Regions from separate parts of the Homo sapiens genome. Here region 2 is linked to region 1. Evidence: read pairs that join two places in POLR2A ChIA-PET (ENCODE). Cell type or tissue: OCI-LY7. All regions are shown on one strand. Each heading gives the region's core, and the rest is flanking DNA. Links, peaks and the distances in the headings are about the cores only.

Region 1 (15,861 bases), core at 4,902-12,901:
CCAGCAGGGGGACTGTAGGAGGAGGGGAGAATAGAGAGAGAATTTGGGACAATTTCCAAAGGAGATAATACCACCAAGCCTAGAATCTTCTCTACTGTTATTAAAAGGGACTTTATGGTGACTTCATTCTGATTCCCACTCTCCCAACACAAATACCAAGCTCCGTTTATTATCCTTTCCCCACTTGCTAGTCCAGCCACACCCACCATTTACTGAGCAGTAAAGGCGCCGGGACAGTGGCTGTCAAAGTGCAGCAGACGGGAGATGCACCAAGAGCTTGTATCCCCACTGGGGCCTGCCCCAAACTAAAGTGGCCATGACTGCTACTGTGGGACCTGAGCATCGATGTGAGTGACCAGCTGGCCTAGGGGGTCCCAGGCATGGTGAAATTAGAGGGTGCGAGGCCGCTGGTAACCAACTAGGGACAACACTGCCCCACCTCTATTCCAGGGGACATTTGGAGACACTTTTGATGATCCCCGCTGGGGGGTGCTGTTACTGGCATCTAGTGGGTAGAGGCCAGGGATGCTGCTGAACAGCCCATAATATGCACAGGACAATTCTGACATCAAAGAGTGATCTAGCCCCAAAGGTCAACAGCGTCAGGGTTCACAAACCCTGGTCTAGGCTCCCAAATCCTAATGGGTAGTCAATCACCAAGGGGTCTGGGAAAAATGCAGCTAAGGATTCAAAGTGCGTGTCCCAGATTCTACACATCTGAAAAGCAGACTTCTAGGCCCTTGATTCTGACACCTAAGGTCCGGGAAACAGCATCATCTACATCACCTGGGAGCTCACTGAAAAAGCAGATGTGTCCGGGCGCGGTGGCTCACATCTATAATCCCAGTGCTTTGGGAGGCTGAGGCGGGTGGATCACCTGAGGTCGGGAGTTTGAGACCAGCCTGGCCAACATGGTGAAACCCCATCTCTACAAAAAATTCGAAAATTAGCCAGGCATGGTGGCACAAGTCTGTAATCCCAGCTACTCGGGAGGTTGAGGCACAAGAATTGCTTGAACCTGGGAGGCAAAGGTTGCAGTGAGCCGAGATCGCACCACTGCACTCCAGCCTGGGTGACACAGTGAGACTCTATCTCAAAAAGCAAAAAAAGAAAAAAGAAAACGCTCAGCTCCTCCTCAGACCAGATGAATGAGAACCTGCATTTTATCACGACCCCCAGGTGGTTCTCAGCTACATTCAGTGATTGTGAATGCCCCTGAATTCAGAGAGTGTCCCTGAAGGCACATCAGGCAGCTAAGAAAAAAAAGTCTCCACACCTAGGCCTCAGGCCCTTTACACAGGAAGAGGGGAAAGGGGAAGGCAGGCACGGGCACGTTGTAAACAGTGCCCACCTGATTCTAATAGGGTTCGTGCAGCCAGGGTTAAGAAAAGAAGAAGCTGCCCTGGAGGAAGCAGTCTTCTCTCCCTGGCAAGCAAGAGCAGTCCCTTTTGTGGAGGCACCACACAGGCCCCCAACGCTGGCGACAAACATCCTGACAATTCTCAGCTTCCTGGCATCAAATAACCTGCTTTTCCCCAGCAAAGGGGCTGCTTTTGGCACCTGAAGCCTGGCTGACTGCCAGACGCCAAGCTCCTGGGCAAGAACCGGGCTGGTGTGGAGAAACAGAAGTCGAATGCAAGTGTCTTAACTGTTGACAAGAAACTAGAGGAAAGAGAAAGCCATCTCACCTCGAGTTAAAATTGGAAGGTGATAACACTTATGTAGCACATCCTGTGTGCACTTTTCTAAGCACAGGAATTACTGTCCCATTCTACAGATGGGAAAGCTAAGGTGAGGCACATGGAAGGCATTTGCCCAAGGTGTAAGTGGGGAAGCCGGAGTTTAAGCCCTGAATCTGGGCTCCTAACTGTGGCTCTATCCAGGAAGCCCTGTTGCTTTAATACCTTCCCCACCTTTGACACAAAGAAAAGAGATGGTTAATTCCCCCACAGCCCCAAGCAGCATGCCCAGTCTGGCTTGGCTGCTTTCTGGAGCTTCTCTAGGGCAGACAGCTTTGAGCTGATCTATCTGGGGAAGGAGAAAGTGGGCTTCAGGCACAAAGCGCCACCGCTTTGCTCGCATGACGGCGCAGCTGGGTCACCTTTGGAACAAAAAGGACAACCACATTCTTGGCTGGGAAGTCAGGGAGTCCACCCAAGGGGCGAAGGGTCTCTTCCCTGTGGCCCCGCATCCCTGGGTAAGGGCCCTGGGAAGGCTGGGAGGAGCCAGGGAGGGGCCCGGCCTCTGGGCCCACCACCTCTCTTCCTAGACGCCAAAGTCAGCTCCCCACAGCCATCCTCTCCAAACACCCCTAGGATGGAAGCAAATGGAGGCTTTGGGGAACAAACTACAAATCCCTCCCAACACATTCTCACCCTTGTTCACCCACCTGTGTGCATGACTGGCTCCTTTTCATCTTTCAAGTCTCAGATTAAATGTCACCTCCTCGGACAGACCCCTTCCTCATCCCTCTAAGACACCCCTCCCACCACTACCACTCACTTCACTTTATCCTGGTTTAGTTTCTTTCCTTCCTTTCCTTTCTTTTCTTTCTCTCTCTCTATTGTCTAGGCTGGTTTTGAACTCCTGGCTTCAAGTGATCCTCCTGTCTCAGCCTCCCCGGTAGCTGGAACTAGAGGCATGTGCCATCACACTTGACTAAAACAATTTTCTTCGTAAAATTGGCTGGGCATGGTGGCACATGACTCTAGTCTCAATCAGGAGGCTGAGGTGGGAGGATTGCTTGAGCTAGAGAGGTTGAGGCTGCAGTGAGCCAAGATTGCACCACTGCACTCCAGCCTGGGCAACCAGAGAGAGACCCACACTCAAAAAAAAAAAAAAAGAAAAAAACAATTTTTTTAAGAGATAGAATCTTGCTCTGTCGCCCAGGCTGGTCTCAAACTGGCCTCAACTGATCCTCCTGCCTTGGCCTCCCAAAATGCTACAATAATTGAACGTCTTAATAGCACTACCAATCACTTCTGATAAATACTGTTTATTTCTAGTCTGTCTCCTCCACCAGACCTTGTACTCCAGGACAGCAAGGACTAGGTCTGTCTTCTCTGCTGCATACCTGGGCCTTGAAACAGTGTTTAGCACAGACAAGAGGCCCCAGAAATATTTGTTGAAGGAATCCACAAATCTTGACTTCCAGTCACGTTCATGAAATGACTATTCTCTTCTTCAGGGATCACCACAAGGACATGCTCTAGTTTGCTACAGAGTTGCCTGCATGAGAGGCATCTGTGGAGTACCAGCCATATTCCACAGCAGCCTACAGAACAATCACTACTGTTGTCATTAACGTTTATGACACCAACAGTAACGCAGCTAACATTTAATGCACACTTGCTATGTGTCAGGACCTATGCAAAAAGATCTTTACTAGTTCCAAGCTCATTAGTAAGCTGGTCACATAGTAACTAGTTCTTTTCCTCACTTTGCAGAAATGAATACCGAGGCTTAGAGATGGTTTGTTACTTGCCCTAGCCTAGTCTGCTAGTTTCCAAGGTTTTCTCTCTTTCCTTAATGTTTCGCAGCCTCACAATAATCTATCTGGGGGATTTCTTTTTATCCAGTCTCTGCTTGGCACTCGTTGTGAGCTTTCAGCATTGAGATGCAAGTCTTCAATTATGGCACATTTTTAGCATTAGTTCTAATATTGCCTCCCCACCACTCCTTCTAGCTTTATTTCTGGAAATCCTACTAGATGTATGCTTCTTCTCACTCCACCCGTTTTGTTACTTCTATGTATTTTATCTCTATTCTATACTCAGAGTGAATTTCATTTACTAATTTTCTCTTTGACTGTGCTTGGTGTTACTTGCCCAAGGTCACACATTAGTAAGGATGGAATCCAGCCCTTAACCGCCTCGCTGCCCCGCCCTGCGCAGGGCTCACACAGCGCTCCCTGAGACTGGAAGGACAGCGCATCTGCAAAAAGTGCCTCATTGTTCTCAGGAGATTCAGCCGGGCTGGGTCTTTCTCCCAACTTCTCCCACAAAGAACACATAGTTTCGTGCAACTCCAAAAATCTCCACTCGAATCATGCCTGTATGAAGCAAGCTTACTGATCAGGGTTACAGTTACAATTCCTCATCAGTGCTGAGCAATCTTTTTTTTTTTTTTTTTTTTTGAGATGGGGTCTCGCTCAGTCACCCAGGCTGGAGGGCAGTGGTATGATCTTGGCTCACTGCAACCTCTGCTTCCCAGGCTCAAGTTATCCTCCCACCTCAGCCTCCTGAGTAGCTGAGACCTCAGATGCATGCCACCACGCCCAGCTAATTTTTGTGTTTTTTGTACAGACGGGGTTTCACCATGTTGCCCAGGATGGTCTCGAACTCCTAAGCTCAGGCAATCCACCCACTTCAGCCTCCCAAGAGTGCTGGGATTACAGGTGTGAGCCACCATGCCAGGTCTGAGCAATCTTTTTTGGATGAAACCACTGTTTCTTAGGTTCACAAGGTGAACAACATCTCCCCTGGAACTGAGCTGGTCTCTCCGCATACCTGAGGCTAAGACTCGGTTACTCTTCATGGTCAACGCTACTGCACGGTGCCTAGGAGCAGCTGCTAACTCTTAAGCCAGTGCCTGTGCCAGATGCTTTAACATTTCAACTCACGTAACCTTCACAACTGCTCCGTGGGGCAGGTCCTACTATTATCCCACTTAACAGATGAGAAAACTGAGGTCCTGAGAGGTGCAGTCCCTTGTCCGAGGTCACCCAGCAAGTAAGCGACAGAACTGGATTTCAACTCCCAGCACGTGGCTCCAGGGTCGGCTTTCAACCACCACCCTCCACTGCCTCTCTAGCCCAGATGTGGCATTTGCCCAGAAGATACTGCAAGTTAAGTTCTGTTTAGATGTTAGTTCCATCACATGAGTCATTTATTTATTCATTTGTTCAGACGTGTTTTTAAAACCTACTGCACAGCCAGGATTGGGCCAAGGGAAGTAGATGCAAGGCCCCTGCCCTCCCAACATTTTGCATAGATCAACTAACAAATGAAAAGGCAATTTCAACATGGCCTGGCTGGGATGTCGGGGTAGAGGGGCAAGGGCACCATGGTATGCCTGCCAGAGAACCCTCGACCCCAGGAAGACAACCCAGGGAGGCCACAGGAACCTGTAAGGTGGGTCCTGAATAGCCAGGAGGAGCTAAGGGTGGACAAAGATGCCCCTGCTTGACCCCGTCCCTCTTTCTGGCTGCCACAGGTCACACCGGGAAAGCCCAGGTTGTCCAGCCCCAGCCTCTCTCCCTCCACAGCCACATTCATAAGCACCATTAACTGGGAGAGCCATAAGCCACTATACAGCCCTTGGAGGCCAGGGTCTTCCAAAAGAGTCCATTATGGAGAAAGCTCTGAAGACGTGCATGTGGCCTGCAAAAGCTGGAGCCATTTACATGGCGGGCTTTGATCCAGACGGTAGAGGCTGCCCCTAACTAGCTTTGTGACCTTGGGGAAGTGACATAGCAGCCCTGGGCTTGTCTCCATGTCTGTAATGGACCTAACACTGTCCCACCTCATAGGGCTACTGCGAGGATTACATGAGTTCACTCAAGTAACCGCAACACCAAGCACATGGTGAACGCTGGAAGAACATTACCTATGATTATCTCCAGTACCTTGGCCAGCACTAGGCACACAGTAGGTGCTCCCTGGCCCCAGGGGACGCAGCCATCTGCAAAGATCAAGGACCCAGCCAGAGGGAGGAGATGACCAGGAAGGCCTCTGGGAGCCAATGGAGTGTCCACCAGGCAATCAGACAAGCAGATAAAAGAGACCTGCCCTGAAGAAACTGGTTCTGCCGCCTTTCTCTGGCTGCTCACAGCCCAGTTCCCAGAGCCTGCCTCTCGACTTTGATCTGGGACATTAAATTGTTTCTCTGATCAGACAGATACAATTCGAGAACCTTTACAACTGTGTCCCTCACAGTCTTCCTTCCAGCACTTTATGTTGGGAGTCCGGCTGTTTTGCCACATATCACGGGTGACTTCTTGCAAACTGACCACAACGTGGACATGCGTAAGATGCTGGAGCCAGCCTCTCTGATGGCAAGATAGATTAACGTGCTCACAAATACGTACTGCACACAGCTGTGGTGGTGATATTTATATTCTGTGTGGGAGGCGATTAGGAAAATTCTCCATCTCTCACCCTTCCCTGCAGTTATGGGTGGTCATGTAACTTTCTATGGCCAATGACTCATAAAGGGACTAAAGAGACAATCCTCTCTTCCAGGGCCTCCTTTCCTAAATACTCACGGAGCAACTCTACCCTAACCCTTTGACAGGAAAGGATTTGCGGGAAGGTGTCCTGCAGAAAAGGTGAGGTGGTACAGCTAACGAAGGGCACTGCTGCTGAAATGATGGCGACGCTGCTACCACTGGCACTGCGTCATCTGACAATACTGTACAGCAGAGGCTGTGAAATAATAGGAATAATAATAATTGCCGGCATCTATGGGACCAAGAGGCAAGTATTATCACTTTCATTTGCAAGTGACAAAAATCAAGTACAGAGAGGTTAAGTAACCTGCTCAACACGGACAAGAAGTGGCAGAGCAGGTATTAGAACTCAGGTGATCAAACCAAAACTCTTTTTTTTTTTTTTTTTTGAGACAGGGTCTCCCTCTGTCGCCAGACTGGAGTACAGTGGCACAAGCATAGGTCACTGCAGCCTTGACCTCCTGGGTTCAAGTGATCCTCCCACTTCAGCCTCCTGAGTAGCTGAGACTACAGTCACGTGCCACCACCTGGCTCATTTTTTGTAGAGGTGGGAGTCTTGCTGTATTCTCCAGGCTGGTCTTGAACTCCTGGTCTCAAGCAATCCTTCCGCTTCAGCCTCCCAAAATGCTGGGATTACAGGCATAAGGCACTTCACAGAATCCCCAAACCTTTAATCATGAGCTATACTAACAAAGTATGAGCCCAAACCAGCCCTATAAAAAGAACCAAAGCCATCTCTATCACATCTTGAGCACTCACTATGTGGCCAACTTGGAACTGAGCACGGTGTATGCATTACCCTCCAAACAAAGCCTGTATTTGGCACTACGACTGTGTCTACTGAAAAGATGAGAACTGATGGGATGTGTCCCGTGTCTCATGACTAGAAAGAACTGAGGAGGCAGGAGGAACAGGCCTGAAACCTCCCAGACACCAGGTCACACTTCTTGAGCGCAGCTCACAGGAGAAATTCTTCCATCATTAACCAGCCCCAATAACCCTCTCTCGAGGACATTCTTGGCCTCTCCTTGGTCATATGGAATGACGGCCAAGTGTACTTGGCCACAGAGAAATCAGGGCATGGAAGGAAACAGAGCAGAACCCCACACCCGGGTGAGCTCAGAATTAAAGGCACGGTTCCTCCATTGACCATCAGGCCTTGCTGAACCTTCATGCCTCGACGGGCCCCCTCCTCCCTGGCCTCAGCCTCCCAGGCCTTCCCCCTGCTCTGGAGGGAGCCACGCTCCCCGGAACCTGGAAGCATGCTGTTCACACTGTTCCCTCTGCCTAGAATGCTCTTCCTCATGCTTCCCCCACCCTAAGATACACCTTTCTTTTTTGCCTTATTAACTCCTACCCACCCTTCAGTTTCCACCAGAACACTAAAATAAGAGGATCTCCAGGGCATACTGTTCAGTAAACATTTGCAAAGTGCAGAGCAGAGTACTGAGTAGGCTACCTTTTGTCGAAGGAAGGAGAAGACAAAAATATATATTCATATTTGCTTGTATTGATATAATGATACCTTAGACGGATACCCAAGGGAAAATACAAATCATTACGTAAGGGGAGAAGGAACAAGGTGGGCAGGGAGAGGAGTGGAGGACAGAGACTGCTCACACATCCACATAGAATTGATTTTGAAGCATATAAATGCATGACCTATTTTTTATTTAAGTGCCACAAATAAAAACAAAGTGGGAGTGATGGGGAGAGGGTCAAGGAAGGCCTGTGAGAGCAGGCCTGAATACATCCCTCCACAGGACTGCCCGATACTGTCTGACTCTCCCCACCCACCGGCCTGTGGATTCCTGAGGGCAGGCCTAGACCTGCCCTGGCTCCCAGCCAGCGGCCTGCCACGCAGCCAGGGCCCAAGAAATGCTCAGAGTGAGTGTGCACGCGGAGGCACCAACAGACCCACCGCCAGCCGAACCTGGGCATGCCCACGGCTTGCAGCTGGGCTCTGCTTTTGGGGAGCACAGTTAGCACGCAAGAAAAGTGCTGAGAGCCAACTGTCTCTAACACGCATTACTAAAGGAAAGTGTGTAGTGCAGGGATCAGCAAACTTCTTCTGTAAAGGGCCAAAGAGCAAATATTGTAGGTTTGGGGGGTGGGTCACACTTGTCTCTGTTGCAACCACTCAATTCTGCCATTACAGTGTAAGAACAGCCACAGACAATACACAACCAAATGGGCGGGCCGTGTTCCAATAAATATTTATAGACAGTGAAACCTAAATTTTTTTTTTTTTTTTTGAGACAGAGTCTCGCTCTGTTGCCCAGGCTGGAGTGCAGTGGCACGATCTCGGCTCACTGCAACCTCCGCCTCCCGGGCTCAAGCAATTCTCCTGCCTCAGCCTCCTGAGTAGCTGGGATTACAGGTGTGTGCCATCACGCCCAGCTAATTTTTGTATTTTTTTTTTTTTAGTAGAGATAGGGTTTCACCATGTTGGCCAGGCTGGTCTCAAACTCCTGACCTCAGGAAATCCACCTGCCTCGGCCTCCCAAAGTGCTGGGATTACAGGCGTGAGCCACTGTGCCTGGCGAAACCTAAATTTCATATAGGTTTACGTGGCATGAAATAGTGTTAACTTTTTTTTAACCTTTTAAAAACGTAAAACCCATTTTTAGCTCCCTGGCCATACAAAAACAGGCAGTGAGTTGGATCTCGCCCGCAGGCTACAGGTGGCCACCCTTAATGTTGAGCCCAGCTGCCATGTTTATAGATTTGCTTGTACTCATGACTTCTGAAAGGAGATGTGAGAAACAGGTCACAGTGGCTGCTTCTGTGAAGGGTTTGGGTGTGGAAGGGAAACTGCCTTTTTTTCTGGTTTTGTTTTTGAGACGGGGTCTCTGTCACCCAGGCTGGAGTGCAGTGGTGCGATCACAGCTCACTGCAGCCTCAACCTCCTGGACTCAAGCAGATCCTCCCACCTCAGCCTCCCGAGTGACTGGGACTGTAGCCCTGAGCCACCGTACCCAGCTAATTTTTAAATTTTTTGTAGAGACAGGGTCTCACTATGTTGTCCAGGCTAGTCTGGAACTCCTGGACTCCAGTGATCCTCCCGCCTCAGCCTCCCAAAGTGTTGGGATTATAGGTGTGAGCCACCGTGCCTGGCCTTTTTATTTTTAAATATTGTACTATATGCAAATTAATAAAAATAATATTGTTTTAAACTTAGTACTAGAGAGAGAAAACAGGCTGTGCATGGTATAGAAGGACAAACCCAAGCTTTGGAGCAAGAGACCATGGCCAGAATCCCACCTCAATTTCTCACTTGCTGTGCACACAACAGGCAAGTTATTTTCCCTCTCTGAGCCTCAGCACAATGGGGATCATATACTGGCTTCATGGGCCATTGTGAGGAGTCCATGGGTTAATCCCTTTGCACAGCTCAGGCACCTGGAAAGTGGTGGCTATTATTATCTTTGTTATTAAGAGTCATTCATGGGGAAAAGTCCCTCTCCAAAGGAAGGCCCTAAACATAACTGTGGCTCTGAAACTCCCCTAGAGAGCCCGCCCAGTCCCACGGCCCATCGCCCAACTGTCCACATAATAGATGCCTTGTGACGTGAGGAAGCTCATTTGTATTAGCGACTGCATTCCACAGAGATGCATCCTGGAGCCACGTCTGCACATCCTGTTCAACAGAGAAGGCAGCCAGCTCCCCAACTCTGGGTCTGCCCTCAACTGTCACACCGGACAGGCTGCAGGACCATGCACCTATTAGATAATTTAGTCCCCATTTATTAAACACCTACTGTGTGCATGGACACCCCTCTGAACCTCATCCTGGAGACTAAAGGTACAAACATGGATTTCTTTAAAATAACTAGTGGGATGCTTTTGTTGTGTGTTCCATAAAACTCTTGCACTTCCCTGTGTGTTTATTCATTGAGGAAACATTTACGAAGGACCTCCTAAAGGCCAGGCACTGTTCTAGGCATTTAGTTTTAACCAGGACCCTCAATTTCTGGACTACAGGACCTGTGAGGAGGAGACCGTGCAAATCACTGTCCCTTCTGTGTCTTCTGTGCTCAGCAGAGGCCATGGCACAAAGCAGGGAAGTAACCAACATTTGTTGAGTCCAGTTACTGAGCATGGAGGACACGGGCGCTCTGGACCTGCCTGGAGCCTGGAGTCTCTGCCCCAACTTCTGGTGACAGCAGCCCACTTTTCCTGGGGACAACTGTTTCTCCCTCGTTCCTCCTACTTCTGTGGGGGGGGGCGTGGAGGGGACTGCCAATCATGGGACCTGCCCACCCACCTGATCCAAACTGGGCCAATGGCTTCCTCTTGCTCAGGGATTTCAATTTCAAGCTGCCAATAAAAATAATAATGAGGCCGGGTGAAGTGGCCCATGCCTGTAATCCCAGCACTTTGGGAGGCCAAGGCAGGACCTCAGGATCACCTGAGGTCAGGAGTTCAAGACCAGCCTGGCTAACATGGCAAAACCCTGTCTCTGCTAAAACCACAAAAATTAGCCGGGCATGGTGGTGCGTGCCTGTAGTCCCAGCTACTTGGGAGGCTGAGGCAGAAGAATCGCCTGAACCCAGGAGGTGGAGGTTGCAGTGTGCCAAGACCACACCACTGCACTCCAGCCTGGGCGACAGAGCAAGCCTCCATCTCATAAAAAAAATTTTTTTTAATAAAATAAAAATAATAATGGTAGGCTAGGTGGGTGAGGTGGCTCATGCCTGTACTCCCAGCATTTTGGAAGGCTCAGGTGGGTGGACTGCTTGAGCCCAGGAGTTCAAGACCAGCCTGGGTAACATGGCAAGACCCTGTCTCTATAAAAACATACAAAAAATTAGCCGGGGATGGTGGCACATGCCTATAGTCCCAGCTACTCAGGCGGCTGAGATGGGAGGATCACCTGAACCCAAGAGGTTGAGGCTGCAGTGAGCTGTGTTTGTGCCACTGAACTCTAGCCTAGGTGACAGAGTGAGACCCCATCTCAAAAAAATAATACTAATAGTAATAACCACAGCACTTAATAAAAATAATAGCAGCTAGTATATATCTAGCCACATACTCTACACTACACACTGTTCTAAACACGTCTCAAATATCAACTTACTGAATCCTCAAAGCAACCCTCCGGTTCTCATTCCCATCTTATAGCCGACAAACTGATGCACAGAAAGCTTGAGATGCTTATGAATAAGGAGTGAGGTTGGGATTCTCACCCAGGAGGCGGGCTGCAGTGTCTAAGCTCTTCAATGCAGGGCCCTAAAAAAGTGCCCAAGAATATCCACTGAGAGACACCCCAGAGCTGCTCGACCCTTTTAGGGCCTCAGGGTGCCTGAGTTGATTTCTGTTGCTTGCAACCCAAGAACCTGGATTGATAAAGCAGATCACTTACTGGGTTTCACACTTTCTGCCAGACTGGCCGGCACTGCTTCCCAGTGCTGCAGTGCGGGGGCATCTTACAAATATTTTACAAGTTGGAGTCAGTGATCAGGGCATTCAGGGGCAGCCTGCATCTCCAAGAGCAGCCATCTTTCCACCCCAGGGAGAGAAACCCAATAAGAGACGTACAACAAGACGAAGACCCAAGGAAATCCCCTCCAGGACAACCCTCCCCTGGGGCGCCGTGGGCATGTTTGGTGGAACACTCCTGTGCATAGGTCAGTCAGCATCCCTGGCCCCCACCACTCATTGTGAGACCAACTCCCCATTTCTTTTCTTTCTTTTTTTTTTTTTTAAGACAGAGCCTTGCTCTGTCACCCAGGCAGGAGTGCACTGGTGCAATCTCAGCTCACTGCAATTTCCACCTCCTGGGTTCGAGTGATTCTCGTGCCTCAGCCTCCCAAGTAGCTGAGATTACTGGCGCCCGCCACCACGCATGACTAATTTTTCTATTTTTAGTAGAGATGGGGTTTCACCATGTTGGCCAGGCTGGTCTTGAACTCCTGACCTCAAGTGATCTACCCGCCTCGGCCACCCAAAGTGCTGGGATTACAGGCGTGAGCCACTGCGCCCGGCCAACCCCCCATTTCTGAATGCCTCCTGGGGGTGGTAGCCAGAGGCTGCACCCCTGACTCCCACAACCAAGTCTGTGTCTGGCAGTCCCTGTCAAGCAGTCCTCTAACTTGGATTCTGGCCTGGGTGGGGTGATTTTTTATTAGCCATCTTTAGACCTACAACATACAAATTTTAATTTTAATGACTAATTAAACCTATAGAGCCCTTGCCACAGGCCAGGAGCTGTTCTAAAGTTTTACATATAGTAACTCATTTAATCCACCAGTGACATCCACCAATGAAATGGGCACCATGACCAATATCACTCCCATCTTACAGATGGGGACCCTGAGCCTGGACACACTGTGACGTGCTGGTGGGTGGGGAGCCTCGACTTGCAGCCGTCTCCTCAGAGTTCAGTGGGAGTGAGGACTGGGGTGATGTGTCTAGGGCTTTCCAGTTCCCCCTGGAAGTGCTCTGTTCCCTCTCTGCCACCATTCAGCTCTAGGCTCGGCCTACACGGTGCCTCCTCGGGAAGCCCTCCTTGCCATCCTCCTTCCTGGTCCCCGGGTCAGGCCCTGGGTTCCGCACATTAATATGCTCTCCTCGCTCTCTCTCTGTTTCCTGTTTGGTATGTATCACAGCTGCAGTTGGGACTCTGAAGTTATCTGTTGAATGCCCAAGTCTCTTGCGTCCCCTCCAGGCTGTCAGTTCCACGACGGCCGGGATTTGCTTAACGATGTTCCTGTGTCCAGCAGCCCAGATCTGGAGTCTGGTAGGCACCGTAGAGATTTGCTGAGTAACAAATTAACTACTTTTTTTTGCATTTTTTGTAGAGGTGGGGTTTCACCATGTTAGCCAGGATGGTCTTGATCTCCTGACCTCGTGATCTGCCCGCCTCAGCCTCCCAAAGTGCTGGGATTAAAGGCGTGAGCCACCACACCTGGCCACAAATTAACTACCCTTTATAAATTCATGTTTAAAACTAGGATAAGGGAGAAGGGCTGGCCTAGAATAATGGGGAATGGAGAGATTCCACAAGAGCCACCTGTGTGTCTGATGGTGCTGTTGGGGAAGGGGATGTACCACTGGGTGTTAGAACAGAGGGAGGGGAGGCTGGGATGGCACAATCACGTCAACTCAAAAGTCATCATCAGTAACAAAGATTCACGAAATGAAAGCATGAAGGAAAACACAAACTCCTCTGTCCAGGCTGTCAAGCCTTCTGCTCCTGCATCTCACCCTCTGCCCTCATGACAGTACCGGCTAGAACCAGACTCTCTGTTCAAACCCCACCTCTGCCATGAATCAATACTTTTTTTTTTTTTTTTGAGACACGGTCTCACTCTTGTTCAGGCTGGAGTGTAGTGGCACAATCATGACTTGCTGTTGCAGCCTCAACCTCCCAGGCTCAAGTGATCCTCCCACCTCAGCCTCCTGAGTAGCTGGGACTATAGGCACGTACCACTGTACCTGGCTAATTTTTTTGTAGAGATGGGATCTCACCATGTTGCCTAGGCTGACCTTGAACTCCTGGCTCAAGCAATCCTCCTGCCTCGGCCTCCCAAAGTGTTGGGATTACAGGTGCAAGCCATCATGCCCAGCCACAAATAAGTAACTATATGATCTTGAGGAGGTCGATGAGTCCCTACACATCAGGAAAGTGGGGTATGGCAGGACCCATCTCATAAGGTTGATGAAAACAAATACTGCCAGGCACCCAGGAAGTGCTCAATAAAGTCCAGCTGTTACCAATGTTAGATCAGCATCATGACCCTTCAGCCTTTACAACCAGGACAATGGGGAAGTCACTTTGCCTCTGGGCTGCCCATGTCCTGTTAATTTGCTGCCGGAGGCCTGAGCTGCCCACTCTCTGTTGCTGATCTTCCTGGGACTCCAGGCCAACACATCAATCCCTCTTCTGCCTTGGGTGATCGAGGGTGGAGTCTGACACATAGAATCAAGAGTTCCAATATAGCATCACCATCCAGTCATCTGAGAAGCCAAACCACACATCTTACTGCACAGTAAAAAGGCACAGAGAGGTTGTATCAAATGTTTACCTCTCATAACTTCAACTAGGATCCCCTTACCCCTCACTAAAGGACAAATAATTTAAGCAGAACAGATACCCAGCATTCCACTTCCTAAGCATTTGCTCTGGTGTGAGTGTGGGATGGGGGACAGGCATACGCTACTCCCTCAGGCAGCCTCAGTTCTTCGTCATGCGAGCAGCACTCTCAGAGTGCTGAGAGGCGTTTTAGTGCTTCAAGATGCGCCCCCCTCCCGCTTTTTTTTTTTTTTTTTTTTGGCCAGGCACAGTGGCTCACACCTGTAATCCCAGCACTTTGGGAGACCGAGGTGGGTGGATCACCTGAGGTCGGGAGTTCGAGACCAGCCTGGCCAATATGGTGAAACCCCGTCTCTACTAATATAAAAAATCAGCTGGGCATGGTGGCAGATGCCTGTAACCCAAGCTACTTGGGAGACTGAGGCAGGAGAATCACCTGAACCCAGGAAGCGGAGGTTGCAGTGAGCCAAGATTGCGCCACTGCACTCCAGCCTGGGTGACAGAGCAATACTCTATCTCAAAAAAAAAAAAAAAAAAAGATGCGCTTTTTTTTCATACACCATGGTCCCCAAAGCCAAACTAACTCCTCTGGCAGGTGCTTATGAGAAGAACACGTGTTCTGACCTGGGTGAGAAAGTGGCTGCACAGTGTGTACTGCAGTACAGTATTGACTTCTTGTCCCCCAATACCTATCCTCCCCCCTTTCCTTTAATAACGGAACCCCTATATTTTAGCCAGGCACCTGATTGACTTGAATGAGGACTACATTTCCCAGCCTCCCTTGCAGCTAGCTGTCGCCATGTAACTAATCAGGATCACAGGGAAGGAGTGAAGGAAATGTGTGCAACTTCTGGGTCATGCTCTTTGAAGCAGGATAGAATTCAGGAGCTCCACTAATTTGGGGGGAAGGGGGCAGAATTACCTCTTTATTTTCACTAATCTCTAACAGAAATTCAGCATTTTCTTCAATTAGGAATATAGGCAAACTATAGTTTTCATGCTTACAAATTTGTCACCAACAGAAACCACAGGTATATTATCACATTGCAGTTTTGTTGGTTTATTTTGTTGAGGCAGGGTCTCCCCATGTTGCTCAGGCTGGAATGCAGTGGCACAATCACAGCTCACTGCAGCCTCAAAATCCTGGGCTCAAGGGATCCTCTCACCTCAGTCTCCCAAGTAGCTGGGACTACAGGTGCACACCACCATGCCCGGCTAAGTTTTTAAATTTTTTGTAGAGATGGGGCTTCAGTATGCTGCCCAAGCTGGTCTCAAATTCCTGGCCTCAAGTGATCCTCCCACCTTAGCCTCTCAAAGCACAGGGATTACAGGCATGAGCCACCACACCCAGCCCACAGTTCTTACAAACGTCTCAAAATAGCACTTATGCCCTTTGTTACTTTGGAATTATGGTAGTTAGATCTGCCAATGGATTTTGCCACACTATATCACAAATTTATCTTCGTATTTCAAAAACTACATTTTAAGACAATTAGTTTCCTTTGTCATCCTACATTTTATAAACTTAAAAACACAACTGAGAGAAAAAGATGTCAAAGGGCCCATGACACACACACACACACACACACACACA
Region 2 (15,861 bases), core at 4,160-12,159, 150 kb before region 1:
GAAGAACAACAAAAACCACCCAAGTCCTGACCCACGCCCACCCCTGCAAACGGGAGATCCTGTTTCAGCAGCTGCCTTATAAAGGGAACAGGAGGGAATGTCTTCCTCCTGAAAAGGGCAGGGAGAAGAACTCCTCTGTCTGGTTGCACTCTCCCTGGCCCTGTCTCCCCAAAGCTGGAGAACTGCAGACTTTTCTTTGCCTTTCAGTTTGTCCCTACCTGCATGTTTGGGGTGAGAGTCATGCGATGCGCAAGCTGGCTTATCGTGTGCACCCGTGGGAGTGTGTGGAGAGGGGTGCATGTCCTTCCTCGAGGAGCGTAGCCACCAGGGCACTTGCCTGTGGGGTTATCTGGCCTTGACTTGCCCCTGCAGAGATCTAAGCAGGTGTGGCTGGGCTGTGGCTCCGGGCAGGGTAGGAAGGTGGCAGGAGAAAAGGGCTGGGAACCGGAGACACCCGGGGCATGACTGGAGTCCTGAGGTTGAGCCATCTGGGATGTGGGTAGGGGTGGCCACACCCTCAGGTTCAGGGTTTAGGCCTGCCCAGAACTGTCCCCCACCAAGTGGAGAGAGAGCAAGCACGACTCAGGAAGGTGAGGGTGGGGACATCACTCGCATGCCCGTGTATTAATAGCTCGTGATGGCTTTCAGAGGCTGCAGAGTATAATGGAGACAGGCCGACCTGGATTTGAATTTTGCTTTGCTGCTTACTAGCTGTACAACTCTGCAAAGTGACTTGTTCACTCTGGGCCTCGGTTTTCTCGTCTACAAAGCAGAGATCACACCAGCCCTGGTGTGAGCCCAGCAAGGTCATATGTGAATATGGCACTCATCGTCACCCCATCTTGTGCCCTCCTCTTGGCTGAATCTGCTGCAGCCATGCAGGTCCTCTTTCTGGTCTGTCTCCAAGCTAAGGGCCTTTGCCCTCACCTTCGGGCCTTCCCGGACCACCCTATCCAATGTGGGTTATGTGCCCTTTACAGTCCTCACATCCAGTATCTTGGTGCCAGTGTCTCTCGAGCGCCTCCTATAGGCCAAGTACTGTCCCACGTGCCTTTTTTTTTTTTTTTTTTTTTTTTTCCTGAAACAGAGTCTCGCTCTGTCATCCAGGCTGGAGTGCAGTGGTGCAATCGGCTCACTGCAAACTCTGCCTCCTGGGTTCAAGTGATTCTTCTGCCTCAGCCTCCTGAATAGCTGGAACTACAGGCGCACGCTACCATGCCCGGCTAATTTTTGTATTTTTAGTAGAGACGGGGTTTCACCATATTGGCCAGGCTGGTCTCAAACTCCTGACCTCATGATCCACCCGCCTTGGCCTCCGAAAGTGCTGGGATTACAGGCATGAGCCACCAAGCCTGGCTTTTTTTTTTTTTTTTTTTTTTTTGAGAAAGCTTGAGTGCAGTGGTGTGATCACAGCTCACTGCAGTCTCAACCTCCTATCTCACCCTGAGTAGCTGAGACTACATGCATGTGCCATCACACCTAGCTGATTTTTAAAAATTTGGGCTGGGTGCAGTGGCTCATGCCTGTAATCCTAGCACTCTGGGAGGTCGAGGCGGGCAGATCACATGAGGTCAGGAGTTTGAGACCAGCCTGGCCAATAAGGTGAAACCCCGTCTCTGCTAAAAATACAAAAATTAGCTGGGTGTGGTGGTGCATGCCTGTAGTCCCAGCTACTCGGGAGGATGAGGCAGAAGAATCGCTTGAACACAGGAGGCGGAGCTTGCAGTGAGCTAAGATCATGCCACTGCACTGCAGTCTGGGCAACAAGAGTGAAACTCAGTCTCAAAAAAAAAAAAAATTTGTTGTAGTGGCGAGGTCTTGCTATGTTGCCTAGGCTGGTCTCGAACTGCTGGGCTCAAGTGATCTTCTGGCCTCGGCCTCCAAAAGTGCTGAGAGCCACCAGCACTCCACAGTCACAAATTCACTGGGTCTGGCCTGTCCTACGTGCTTTACAAGTTGGATCTCCTTCAACTTCACAAACGCTCTTGTGGAAAGGACGTTATTGTCCTTGTTTTACAAATGAGGAAACCGGGCACAGGGTGGTAAGGCCACTTCCCTAGGGTCAAAGGTAACAAGGGGAAGAGCTGGGATTCAAACCTAGACAGCCTGCCTCTCCTGCTATGCTCTCCTGCCTCCCCACTCTGTGATATAAAATCATCTCATTCATTTACTTGTTTACTGTTTGTCTCCCCTGACCCATTGGGGCCTCACTCCATGAGGCCAAGGCCTTGGCTGTCCTCTGTGCACTGTTTCCAGAGCTGAGAACATGGTGCGTCTCTCTCATTGGTCACTTCTGGAGGTTGCTAGGGACCAACTCATTATTCTGAAAACTGTATTTATCTTGTCTTCTCTGTACAAATTATACCTCAGGGTAACTAAACGGTTACTGAAAGAAAGCTCTTTTTAGAAGCATTCCAGCCAATATATGAAGAAGGAATGACAGAATGAAGATGGCACTCGTCTGCAAACCGTCATGAAATGATGGATCTAGGCAGGGCCTAGCAGTGGCTGCTGGGCTGTGAAACAGGACTGGAGGGGACATGTGGTGATGGCCAGGTGCCGCTGTCTGAAGCCTCTGCTTGCCCCTAGTGTCACTTGCAGGGGGAGACCAGGCACGCAGTGCCTTCTCACAGATGCATACCTAGGAGTGCTGCGGCCGAAAGACATCCCATTGGGGCCTAAGCAAGCTTCCATCTTTGACTCTAGTTTACAGAAAATACCAGTGGTGGAGCAATAGGCTAAAGGACACCATGGGGAGGCCGCCAGCTAAAGCCAGGAAGGGGGAAGCTCTAAGGACAGGTGACCTGGTTTCTTTCCAAAATAAACTGCAAGGAAAAGGCCAGGCGCGGTGGCTCACATCTGTAATCCCAGCACTTTGGGTGGCTGAGGTGGGTGGAACACCTGAAGTCAGGAGTTCAAGACCAGCCTGGCCAACATGGTGAAACCCCAGCTCTACTAAAAATATGAAATTTAGCCAGGTGTGGTGCTACATGCCTGTAATCCCAGCTACTCAGGAGGCTGACACAGGAGAATCGCTGGAACCCAGGAGGCGGAGGTTGCAGTGAGCCAAGATTGCGCCACTGCACTCCAGCCTGGGTGACAGAGCAAGACTCTGTCTCAAAGCAAAAAAAAAAAGAGCCTCAAGAGATACATGAATCAAATGCAATAGGAGAATTCTTTTTTTCTTTTTTTTTTTTTTTGAGACGTAGCTTCATTCTTGTTGCCCAGGCTGGAGTGCAATGGCACGATCTCAGCTCACCGCAACCTCTGCCTCCCGGGTTCAAGCAATTCTCCTGCCTCAGCCTCCCGAGTAGCTGGGATTACAGGCATGCGCCACCACGCCCAGCTAATTTTGTATTTTTAGTAGAGACAGTGTTTCTCCACATTGGTCAGGCTGGTCTTGGACTCCAGCCTGGTTCAGGCTGGTCTTGAACTCCCGCCTGGTGATCCGCCCGCCTCGGCCTCCCGAAGTGCTGAGGTTACAGGTGTGAGCCACCACACCCGGCCAATAGGAGAATTCTGATGAACAACTGTTTAAAAAACAAAGAGATGAGGTCTCCCTCTGTTGCCCAGGCTGGAGTGCAGTGGCACAATCATGGCTCCCTGCAGCCTCAACTTCCTAGGCTCAAGTGATTTTCCCACCTCAGCCTGAAAATAGCTGGGGCTACAACTGCACTGTTTTTTTTTTCTCCTTTAGGCAGAGATGCAGAGATGCAGAGACGGGGTCTCACTGTGTTGGCCAGGCTGGTCTTGAACTCCTGGCCTCAAGTGATCTTCCCACCTCAGCCTCCCAGAGTGTTACGATTACAGGTGTGAACCCAGTCTAGATAGTTGACACTACGAAATTGCTGTTGGCTGGACGCAGTGGCTCACGCCTGTTAACTCCAGCACTTTGGGAGGCCGAGGCACGTGGATCACGAGGACAAGAGATTGAGACCATCCTGGACAACATGGTGAAACCCCGTGTCTACTAAAAATACAAAAATTAGCTGGGCGTGGTGGCACGTGCCTGTAGTCCCAGCTACTCGGGAGGCTGAGGCAGGAGAATCGCTTGAACCCGGGAGGTGGAGGTTGCAGTGAGTTGAGATCACGCCACTGCACTTCAGCCTGGGCGACAGAGCGAGACTCCATCTAAAAAAACAAAAAACAAAAACAACAAAAGAAAAAACAAAACAAAATAAATAAGTCACCTACCAGCTTCCCACTGAGCATGGAATAAAACCCAAGCATGGAATAAAACCCATGAAGCCCACACCGCCTGCCTGGTCACCTCTCTGTCCTTTGCTCTCAGCTCTCACTCCTGCTCGCTCTGCTCCAGCCACATGGGCCTCCCCGTACTCCAGGAACACATCACCCATGTACACTGGGGAGGCTGTGCCCTGGCCAGCTCCTGTCTGGAGCCCGCTGGCCAGAAAACCACATGGCTGCCTCCCTGTGGAGCCTCGTGGAGCCTTCTCTGCCCGCCTTGTAAGCAGCTCTCCCATCGTGCTGCAGCCCCTTCATTACCCTGCTTTAATTTCCTTCTGAGACTTAGTACTACCTGATCCGGTATGACACACCTATTTCTTCACGGCCTGTCTTTCCCTGTAGAACACAAACCGCAAGGGAGCAGGCACTTTGTTGTGGTCACTTTGAACAGAGCTTGCACACAGTAGGGGCTCAATAAACACATTTTGAACAAATGAATGAAGTGTGGGGGGCCCACAGGCAAGCAACTATTAACATCCTGTGCTTCATGTAGGAAATGGGAAGAATGAGGCTCTCCCCTCACAGGGCAACTGTGGAGATTAAATGCGATCATGCACGTATGAAGGGCTAAACCAATAACTGGCATACAGTAAGCGCTCTGTAGATGTGCCCTCCCCGTCCTGTCACTGTTGCCACTATTCCTGCCTAGAAGGGCCTGCCTATCCCCCCTCTATTGGGACCTCAAGTGACAGTGCCAGGGAGGCCTCATGCCAGCGATCTGGGAGCTGCCACCCACCACCTGGCTGAAAGGTGGAGGCCCTTACCTCCGGGGAGTGCCGTCCTCAAAAGGCGGGATGATGACCACCTTCACAGTGACAGAGGTGCGCAGCAGGTCGATCATCTGGTCGTGGGTCAGTGTGACCACGGCCACCTTGCAGATCTCCACTAGTCGGCTGCCCTGCCGGAGGCCGGCCTGCCAGGCGAACCCATAGTCCTCAACCTCGGCCACCGTGCCGTCGTACTTCACGTGGAAGCCCAGCTGCCCGAGCCCGTTCCGCCGAAGCGTCATGTCCACCGTCTCCCAGCCACTGGTCATCACCTGCAGGCCACAGGCAGGATCGAGCCTCAGAAGCTGCTTGGGTCAGCTCCTCTGGAAGACCCCTGGTCACGTTCCCCGCTTTGAAGCCAAAAACCTGCCAACTCCCATCTATTAATACCTTCCCGGGTGATGGCAGGGGACCCGCAGGGGGAACACGCACCCGGTCCCAGCCTGGCTTCCTGATTTCTGGAGGGGAAATGTGGATATGCGACCCCGTGGCTTCTAACCTTGCAGAGACCATGGCAGTCATGAGCTGTGGCTCCAAAGGCCCCGAACTCCCTCCTTCCTGGGGTCAGTGGGATTGCACTTCTTGGCTCCCTTGTGGTTGGGTGGGGCCCTGGGACTTGTTTTGGCCAAAGAGTTGCGAGTGGCACTGCCATGTCCTCTGGGCTGTGGTATTTATTTCATCATTTTATTATTTATTTATTTTTGAGACGGAGACTTGCTCTGTCGCCCAGGCTGAAGTGCAGCGGCATGATCTCAGCTCACTGCAACGTCTGCTTCCTGGGTTCAAGCGATTCTCCTGCCTCAGCCTCCTGAGTAGCTGGGATTACAAGCGTCTGCTACCACGCCTGGCTAATTTTTGTATTTTTAGTAGAGACAGGGTTTTGCCATATTGGCCAGGCTAGTCTTGAACTCCTGACCTCAGATGATCCACCTGCCTCAGCCTCCCAAAGTGCTAGGATTACAGGTGAGAGCCACCACACCCAGCCAAACCTGCTTTAAGCCACTAATACTGTATCCTGACTGACACAATGACTCTAACTAAAATACACAAGGAAGCATGAGACCAGAAGTACTGGGACCTTTTCTAGGTTGGGAACTCACATTATATTCTTTTACTTCGTGACACCATTCTTTTTTTTTTTTTTTGAGACAGAGTCTCGCTCTGTCGCCCAGGCTGGAGTGCAGTGGCGTGATCTCGGCTCACTGCAACCTCCGCCTCCCGGGTTCAAGCAAGTATCCTGCCTCAGCCTCCCCAGTAGCAGGGATTACAGGCACGCGCCACCATGCCCGGCTAGTTTTTTGTATTTTTAGTAGAGACGGGGTTTCACCATATTGGTCAGGCTGGTCTCGAACTCCTGACCTCATGATCTGCCCGCCTCGGCCTCCCAAAGTGCTGGGATTACAGGCGTGAGCCACCATGCCCGGCCTCGTGACACCATTCTTGGAGGAAGAAACCCTTTCCCCATCTCCTCCTCAGACCTTCCCCCAACATGGAGCTGATCGGACCACGCAGGGCCTGGCCTCCAGGACTCCCTGCTTCACTGGGTGAGATATTCCCCTGGATAATGTGTTACCATAAGATCTGAGGACCTGCTGAATAGAGCCCTGCCCCCTCCCCCCAGCATGCTGTTAAGCGATCCCCTCTTCTTGGGATAAAAACAAGATGAATGTAACCAGCCATGGCTATTAAGCAAGTTGTCAAGAATGCCTGCCCTTTCCTAAAACTGCGTTATGGAAAGATAACGGAATGGCTTACATTTCCTGTGAGAAGTCATCCCCTGGCTAGAAATGATGCTATGTAACATACCTATCAGGATGCCCGCTTTCATACTTTTCTCACCACCACTTGAAGAAAGGAATAAATTTTTTTTTTTTTAAGACGGAGTCTCGCTGTCGCCCAGGCTGGAGTGCAGTGGCCCGATCTCAGCTCACTGCCACCTCCGCCTCCCTGGTTCAAGCAATTCTCCTGTCTCAGCCTCCCGAGTAGGTGGGATTACAGGCATCTGCCACCACACCCAGCTAATTTTGGTACTTTTAGTAGAGATGGGGTTTTACCATGTTGGCCAGGCTGGTCTCGAACTCCTGACCTCAAGTGATTCACCTGTCTCGGCCTCCCAAAGTGCTGGGATTACAGGCGTGAGCCACTGCGCCCGGCCAAGGAAAGAAATAATTTTATGTCACAAACTACTCTACAAATTCGTGTTTTAGAAATAATTTTACGTCACAAACTACTCTACACATTCGTGTTTTACACACATGCCCACAGACACAAATATTCCTTGCAATTCAAATCCGTCACATTCTTGAGTGTGGATAGCAAGAAGTAAGCATTTGGATGGTAAAGTACTTACCTGAAAATGTCACTGAATCTGTTTGGTTCCTGATTTGGACGGCGAGAATTTGGAAAGTGGGGGAAACGTGTGACCAAAACAATGCTTCATAAAATAGTCTTATCTTTACTCACTGAGGCACACTGTGACACTTTTTATTCTTTCCCATCCTATTACTACGGCAGAACCCTCATGAAGGGGATCAGTGCCCATATAAAAGAGGCCTGACGTGGTGGTATACGCCTGTAATCCCAGCTACTCAGGGGGCTGACACAGGAGAATCGCTTGAACACAGGAGGCAGAGGTTGCAGTGAGCCGAGATCACGCTACTGCACTCCAGCCTGGGCGACAGAGCGAGACTGTCTCAAAAAAAAAAAAAAAAAAAAAAAAAAAAGAGGCCCAAGGAACTTGTTCACCTCTTCCACCATGACAGCAAGAAGGTGCCATCCGTGAAGTTGAAAGGGGCCCTCACCAGATACAGAACCTGCGGGTACCTTTATCTTGGACTTCCTGGCCTCCAGAAATGCGAAGAAATAAATTGCTTTTGCTTATAAGCTACCCCACCTAAGCTATGTTGTTATATTCAGGCTAAGTGGACTAAGATATCTAACCTTTAACACTGTTGCAACTCGGGCTGAGTGCAGTGCCTCACACCTGTAATCTCTGTAATCTCAACACTTTTAGGAGGCCAAGGCAGGAGGACTGCTTGAGCCCAGGAGTTCAAGATGAGCCTGGGCAATATAGCAAGACTTCATCTCTACTAAAAATAAAATAAAAAAAAAATTAGCTGAGCATGGTGGCATACGCTTGCAGTCCCAGCTACTTGGGAGGCTGAGGTGGGAGGCAGGCTTGAGCCCAGGAGAGTGACACTGCAGTGAGCGATGACTGTGCCACTGCACTCCAGCCGGGGTGACACCAAGACCTTGTCTTTAAAAATTAAAGTTAAAATTAAAAATAAAAAAAATTACATCTCTGTGATTGATTTTATAGCCCACTCATGGGTGACAATGTGTTTATTTGACAATAAGGAATTATCGTTAATTTTTTATTTTATGTATGATGGCTATGTTATGTTTTAAGAGTTGTATCTTTTAGAAATAAATATTGAAAAATTTACAGATGAAATGATAAGATGTCTAGGATTTCTTCAAAATAATTGGGAAAGAGAGGGAAGGAAGAAAGAACAAGATCAGCCATGGGTCAGTAACTATTGTAGATGGTAATGAAGACTGGGGTTCTCTTTTTTTTGAGACGGAGTTTCGCTCTTGTTGCCCAGGCTGGAGTGCAATGGCACAATCTTGGCTCATCGCAACCTCCGCTTCCTGGATTCAAGCAATTCTCCTGCCTCAGCCTCCCAAGTAGCTGGGATCACAGGCATGCGCCACCACACCCAGCTAATTTTGTATTTTTAGTAGAGACGGGGTTTCTCCATGTCGGTCAGGCTGGTGTCGAAATCCTGACCTCTGGTGATCCAACTGCCTTGGCCTCCCAAAGTGCTGGGATTACAGGTGTGAGCCACTGCAGCCGGCCAAGACTGGGGTTCTTATATGATTCCCTTTGCTTTAGTGTATGCTTGCAATTTTCTATAATTAAAAAGTAAAATTGGGCCGGGCACAGTGGCTCATGCCTGCAATTCCAGCACTTTGGGAGGCTGAGGTGGGCAGATCACCTCAGGTCAGGAGTTCAAGACCGGCCTGGGCAACATGGTGAAACCCCGTCTCTACTAAAAATACAAAATTAGCTGGGCATGGTGGTGCACATCTGTAATCCCAGCTACTTGGGAGGCTGAGGCAGGAGAATCGCTTGAACCGGGGAGGCGGAGGTTGCAGTGAGCTGAGATTGCACCATGGCACTCCAGCCTAGGCAACAGAGAGAGACTGTCTTAAAGAAAAAAAAAAAGAATTGTCTTGGGCCTCACATGAAATACACTAACATTAATGATAGCTGATAAGCTTAAAAAAATCACAAAAAAACTCACAATGTCATAATGTTTTAAGAAACTTTATGAATCTGTGTTGGGTGCCATTCAAAGCCCTCTTGGGCTGCAGGTTGGACAAGCTTGCTCTAAATGTTAAACTGTGGTAACTAACTAAATACATCTGGGACTGTATCCAACCTGTGGATTTGAGACCTTCTCCTTGTCTGATTTAGCACCATCTGATAGGTTCTCCTGGCATCCTCCACACCCCCCTTTTAAGCTCTTGGCACTTCAATTGCGTGGTGTTTTTTTTTGTTTTGTTTTGTTTTTGTTTTTGTTTTTGAGATGGAGCCTCACTCTGTCACCAGGCTGGAGTGCTGGAGTGCAGTGGTGCAATCTCGGCTCACTGCAACCTCCGCCTCCCGGGTTCACGCCATTCTTCTGCCTCAGCCTCCTGAGTAGCTGGGACTACAGGAGCCCGCCACCACGCCCGGCTAATTTTTTCGTATGTTTAGTAGAGATGGGGTTTCACCATGTTGGCCAGGATGGTCTCGATCTCTTGACCTGGTGATCCACCCGCCTCGGCCTTCCAAAGTGCTGGGATTACAGGCGTGAGCCACCGCGCTTGGCCGAATTGCGTGTTTAATATCTGTCCCAGAGAGGAGCACCATGAAAGTAGGCCTGGGTCTGTTATGGTCATCACTATGTCCCAGCACTGGCCAGGCCAAGGCCAGGCGCATAACAACACTCATTCAATTAACCAGTGATGGGATACCGTTAGTTCAGGATGTCTGGGGCAGTTGAGTCAGCCTGCCGGGGAGAGTGTGGAATCTGTACCCTGTGGGTGCTTCACAAAGAGAGAGACTCACTGTCACAAGTCATTCAAAACGGGCCTGCCCCTCCACGGGAGATGGCTTATGTCACCATTCCCTGGCCCACTGGTTCCCCAGCAGGCTCTGGGGCACTGAGACTGGGGGTGGGGGTGGGGGTATGGCTGTGGAAATATGCTCCAAAAGGACTCCGCCAACAGTAGGCACGGGGGTGGGTGTGGGACAGAGTGGCACAGTGAGGATGTGGGTAAAACATGTCACCTGGCATGGTGCCTGGCATGGTCCCTGCTCAAGAAACGCGAGCTGCTGTCAAGATTAGGGGAGGCGGAGTAGCCTAGTGTTTAAGAACCCAGGCTTGGCCGGGCACAGTGGCTCAGGCCTGTAATTCTAGCACTTTGGGAGGCCAGGGAGGGTGGATCACTTGAGGCCAGGAGTTCGAGACTAGCCTGGCCAACATGGCGAAACCCTATCTCTATTAAAAAGGCAAAAATTAGCTGAGCATGGTGGCGGGCGCCTGTAGTCCCAGCTACCTGGGGGGCTGAGACAGGAGAAATGCTTGAACCCGGGAGGTGGAGGTTGCAGTGAGCCGAGATCGCTCTGCTGCACTCCAGCCTGGGGGACAGAGCAAGACTCCATCTCAAAAAACAAAACAGCTCCCTCTCCCTCTCCCTCTCCCCACGGTCTCCCTCTCCCTCTCTTTCCACAGTCTCCCTCTGATCCCGAGCCGAAGCTGGACTGTACTGCTGCCATCTCGGCTCACTGCAACCTCCCTGCCTGATTCTCCTGCCTCAGCCTGCGGAGTGCCTGCGATTGCAGGCGCGCGCCGCCACACCTGACTGGTTTTCGTATTTTTTTGGTGGAGACGGGGTTTCGCTGTGATGGCCGGGCTGGTCTCCAGCTCCTAACCGCGAGTGATCCGCCAGCCTCAGCCTCCCGAGGTGCCGGGATTGCAGACGGAGTCTGGTTCACTCAGTGCTCAATGGTGCCCAGGCTGGAGTGCAGTGGCGTGATCTCGGCTTGCTACAACCTCCACCTCCCAGCCGCCTGCCTTGGCCTCCCAAAGTGCCAAGAGTGCAGCCTCTGCCCGGCCGCCACCCCGTCTGGGAAGTGAGGAGCGTCTCTGCCTGGCCGCCCATCGTCTGGGACGTGAGGAGCCCCTCTGCCTGGCTGCCCAGTCTGGAAAGTGAGGAGCGTCTCTGCCCGGCTGCCATCCCATCTAGGAAGTGAGGAGCGCCTCTTCCCGGCCGCCATCCCATCTAGGAAGTGAGGAACGTCTCTGCCCGGCCGCCCATCGTCTGAGATGTGGGGAGCGCCTCTGCCCCGCCACCCCGTCTGGGATGTGAGGAGCGCCTCTGCCTGGCCGCGACCCCGTCTGGGAGGTGAGGAGCGTCTCTGCCCGGCCGCCCCGTCTGAGAAGTGAGGAGACCCTCCGCCTGGCAACCGCCCCATCTGAGAAGTGAGGAGCCCCTCCGCCCGGCAGCTGCCCCGTCTGAGAAGTGAGGAGACCCTCCGCCCAGCAACCACCCCGTCTGGGAAGTGAGGAGCGTCTCCGCCCGGCAGCCACCCCGTCCGGGAGGGAGGTGGGGGGTCAGCCCCCCGCCCGGCCAGCCGCCCCGTCCGGGAGGTGAGGGGCGCCTCTGCCCAGCCGCCCCTACTGGGAGGTGAGGAGCCCCTCTGCCCGGCCATCCGCCCCGTCCGGGAGGGAGGTGGGGGGGGGTTGGCCCCCCGCCCGGCCAGCCACCCCGTCCGGGAGGTGAGGGGCGCCTCTGCCCGGCCGCCCCTACTGGGAAGTGAGGAGCCCCTCTGCCCGGCCAGCCGCCCTGTCCGGGAGGTGAGGGGCGCCTCTGCCCGGCCACCCCTACTGGGAAGTGAGGAGCCCCTCTGCCCGGCCGCCACCCCGTCTGGGAGGTGTACCCATCAGCTCATTGAGAACGGGCCATGATGACAATGGCGGTTTTGTGGAATAGAAAGGGGGGAAAGGTGGGGAAAAGATTGAGAAATCGGATGGTTGCCGTGTCTGTGTAGAAAGAAATAGACATGGGAAACTTTTCATTTTGTTCTGTACTAAGAAAAATTCTTCGGCCTTGGGATCCTGTTGATCTGTGACCTTACCCCCAACCCTGTGCTCTCTGAAACATGTGCTGTGTCCACTCAGGGTTAATGGATTAAGGGCGGTGCAAGATGTGCTTTGTTAAACAGATGCTTGAAGGCAGCATGCTCCTTAAGAGTCATCACCACTCCCTAATCTCAAGTACCCAGGGACACAAACACTGCGGAAGGCCGCAGGGTCCTCTGCCTAGGAAAACCAGAGACCTTTGTTCACTTGTTTATCTGCTGACCTTCCCTCCACTATTGTCCTATGACCCTGCCAAATCCCCCTCTGTGAGAAACACCCAAGAATGATCAATTAAAAAAAAAACAAAAAAAACAAAAAAAAAACTCCAAAACCCAGGCTCTTTGGGCTCTGGGCAAGTCAAGGTATCTCTGGGCCTCAGTTTCCTCATCTGCGAAGTGAGGACCTCATCAGGCTTTTGTGAGCAAGAGACGCAAGACCACCCAAGGTGCTGAGCAGGGTCTGACGCAGAGCTGGCGCCCATTTGATCCTCACTATTGCGGCCACTATAGCATACGACGCATTTGTGCCTGCACTCGGTTCCTGCTCACTCAGCGGCTACTGTGCACCAGATGCTGGCCCAGGTGCTGAGGACACGGCAGTGAACAGATAACACACAGTGCATGGCAGATGGTGGTTAAGCAGGCAAAGCGCGTGAATGTGCTCCAAGCCAGGGGAGGGGGTGTGCAATCTTAGATAACGAGGCCTCACCGACAAGGCGACATGTGACCAAAGGCCTGTAGGAGGAAAGGGAGCGAGCCATGTGGTGATCAGAGAAGTGTTCCAGCAAGAGGTGGTACAAAGGCCCTGAGGCTGGACGCCGCCCTAGCATGCGCATGAAACCTCAGAGGTCTTCATGGCTGGGGCAGAGAGCGCAACAGTGACATGAGGTCAGAGAAGTCGACAGGGAGCCAGTTCACACCCGGCCTCATGGGCTTCTGTAAGGACTGAGGCTTTAACCTAGAGTGACCTGAGGGTTTAGGCAGAGAGGTGATGTGATCAGATTGCTCTCACTACCACGTCGAGAACAGGCCACAGAGAAGCAAGGGCAGGGGTAAGAAGGACCAGAAAGGACACCATCGAAAGTGTCCGGGAGAGACCAGGGTGGCTCGCTCCAGGGTGAGGGCTCTGGGAGAGGTGGCTGATGCCTGCCTACAGAAGTGGAGCTGACGAATGTGGGCATGAGAGAGAGTGGAGCCCAGGCTGATGCCAAAGCTCTGACATCCGCAAATGGAGGGATGGAGTCGACCTTTTTTTCCCTAAAACCTTATTTGAGTAGAGGACTTCTATTTTACAAAGTCAGGAAACCTCTGAGAGGGGTGGGGAGGAACACAGGAGTTTGCTTTTGTTTGTTTTTTTGAGACAGAGTTTTGCTCTGTCACCCACGTTGGAGTGCAGTGGCTCACTCTCAGCTCACTGCAACCTCTGCCTCTCGGATTCAAGCAATTCTTTTCCCTCGGCCTCCCGAGTAGCTGGGATTACAGGTGTGTGCCACCACGCCTGGCTAATTTTTGTATTTTTAGTAGAGATGAGGTTTTACCATGTTGGCCAGGCTGGTCTTGAACCCCTGACCTGAAATAATCCATCCACCTCGGCCTCCCCAAGTGCTGGGATTACAGGTGTGAGCCACCGCGCCTGGCCACTTTTTCATTTTTTTTTTTGAGTCCGGGTCTTTCTCTGTTGCCGAGGTTCGAGTGCAGTGGTGTGATCATAGCTCACTGCAGCCTCAAACTCCTGGGCTCAAGTGATCATCCCACTCAGCCTCCTGAATAGTTGAGGCCACAAGTGTGCACCACCATGCCCAGCTAATTTATTTTTTGTTTGTTTATTTATTTTTTTTTGAGACGGAGTCTCGCTCTGTCACCCAAGCTGGAGTGCAGTGGCAGGGTCTCGGCTCACTGCAACCTCCGCCTCCCAGGTTCACGCCATTCTCCTGCCTCAGCCTCCCGAGTAGCTGGGACTACAGGCACCCGCCACCATGCCTGGCTAATTTTTGTATTTTTAATAGAGACGGGGTTTCACTGTGTTAGCCAGGATGGTCTCAATCTCCTGACCTTGTGATCTGCCCACCTCGGCCTCCCAAAGTGCTGGGATTACAGGCGTGAGCCACCACGCCCGGCCTATTTTTTATTTTTATTTTTTGAGACAGAGTCTAGCACTGTCACCCAGGCTGGAGCGCAGTGGCGTGATCTCAGCTCACTGCAAGCCTCGCCTTCCGGGTTCACACCATTCTCCTGCCTCAGCCTCCCAAGTAGCCGGGACTACAGGCGCCCACCACCATGCCTGGCTAATTTTTTGTATTTTTAGTAGAGATGGGGTTTCACCGTATTAGCCAGGATGGTCTTGATCTCCTGACCTCATGATCTACCTGCCTCGGCTAATTTATTTTTTTATTTTTTTTTTAGAAACGGCATCTCACTGTATTGCCCAGGCTGGTCTCAAACTCCTGGGCTCAAGCAATCCTTTCTCCTCGGCCTCCCAAAGTGTTGGGATTATAGGCATGAGCCACTGCACCCAGCAATGCAGAATGATTCTTGTACCTGCTTTTCAGATGAAGAAACTGAATCACAAAGAAGCTAAATAACTTGGCTCAAGGTCATGCAGCTGGTAAGTGGCAGTGCTGGGACTTGAAGCCAGGCCTTCTGACTAGATCTTGTGCTCTGAACTGCCGTGTTATATGCTATCTCTATTTAGCACACATGGCACGGCGTTCTGCCAAACCCACTGCAGAGGCAATCACTGACCACAGTGTTCTTTCTTGTGGAGCTTAGATGGGGCCTGAGTACTTCTCAGCACAATGCTTCAGGCAGACAGCAGCTAAGCTATCACCAATCTGCCACTCTTGGTTTGTCCACGAGGGGTTTAGGGGAAGATTTCTACCTAGACTGTGAGTCTTTGTCTTTTAATAGGGCAAGTTAAACCATTCACATTTACTGTGATTACTAACATGGAACTCATTCCTGCCATGTAATTTTATGTTCCTTTGTGCTTTCTTGTATTTTTTCCTCCTCTCACCTCTGCCCTATCCATTAATGGTTTGGACATTTTTCATTCTATTTTAATTATTTTAGAAAGTACTCTTACACTTCTTTTTTTTTGTTTGTTTTTGAGACAGGGTCTCATACTGTTGCCCAGGCTGAAGTGCAGTGGCGTCATCTCAGCTCACTGTGGCCTCAACCTCTTGGGCTCAAACAATCCTCCCACCTCAGCCTCCCAAGTAGCTGGGACCACAGGCATGTACCACCATGCTTCCCTAATTTTCTTTTCTTTTTTTTTTTTTTGTAGGCAGAGTCTCACTATGGTTACCCAGGTTGGTCTGGAAATTCCTGGGCTCAAGCGATCCACCACCTCAGCCTCCTAAAGTGCTGAGATAGATTACAGGTATGAGCCATGGCGCCTGGCCTACATTTTTAACCTAAGCTTAAATTTATACTTTCTATCAGTGTCCAAGGTTAATAAGTATCTCTTGTCTTTCCAAGGTAATAGCATGAAGATCCACAGATCTCTGGCACAAACCTTCCAGAGGAAGAACCTAGCTACAGAACCCACAAGATGTCTAGTTTGTAAGTGACAACTGTGATTCTCTCCGGGCCAGTGCGTGTCTTAGCCTAACTGACTGGGCTAGGGAAGTATTTCAGTGGTTCCTGAGGCCGAAA

What was found. Peaks named below come from ENCODE experiments on the same cell type or tissue, not always from the same donor. Only the 100,000 strongest peaks of a DNase experiment are listed, where the experiment ranks them.
Region 2: POLR2A ChIA-PET joins it to region 1 with 5 read pairs; 2 of 35 experiments call an interaction of 5 or more read pairs at or near these places.

The regions. Positions count from the first base shown.
Region 1 is chr19:37,972,180-37,988,040 of GRCh38, reverse strand. The region is part of intron 1 of SIPA1L3 (signal induced proliferation associated 1 like 3); the gene reads right to left. Among named protein-coding and RNA genes, the nearest start is that of SIPA1L3, 73 kb to the right of the region's middle. RefSeq lists enhancers at 5,681-6,182, 7,832-8,211, 9,576-9,685, 9,726-9,835 and a silencer at 13,947-14,006. In OCI-LY7, for the core only: a CTCF peak has its summit at 12,899; DNase peaks (open chromatin) are centred at 8,410, 8,980, 9,830, 12,850 and 2 weaker places; H3K4me3 peaks cover 3,596 bases; H3K27ac peaks cover 7,207 bases.
Region 2 is chr19:38,119,924-38,135,784 of GRCh38, reverse strand. It overlaps SIPA1L3 (signal induced proliferation associated 1 like 3), which reads right to left. Exons shown (of 22, transcript NM_015073.3): 10 at 5,013-5,287. Among named protein-coding and RNA genes, the nearest start is that of SNORD152, 35 kb to the left of the region's middle. RefSeq lists enhancers at 2,703-3,203, 4,684-5,184, 5,185-5,685 and a silencer at 14,829-15,029. In OCI-LY7, for the core only: no CTCF peak of the experiment used is centred there; no DNase peak of the experiment used is centred there.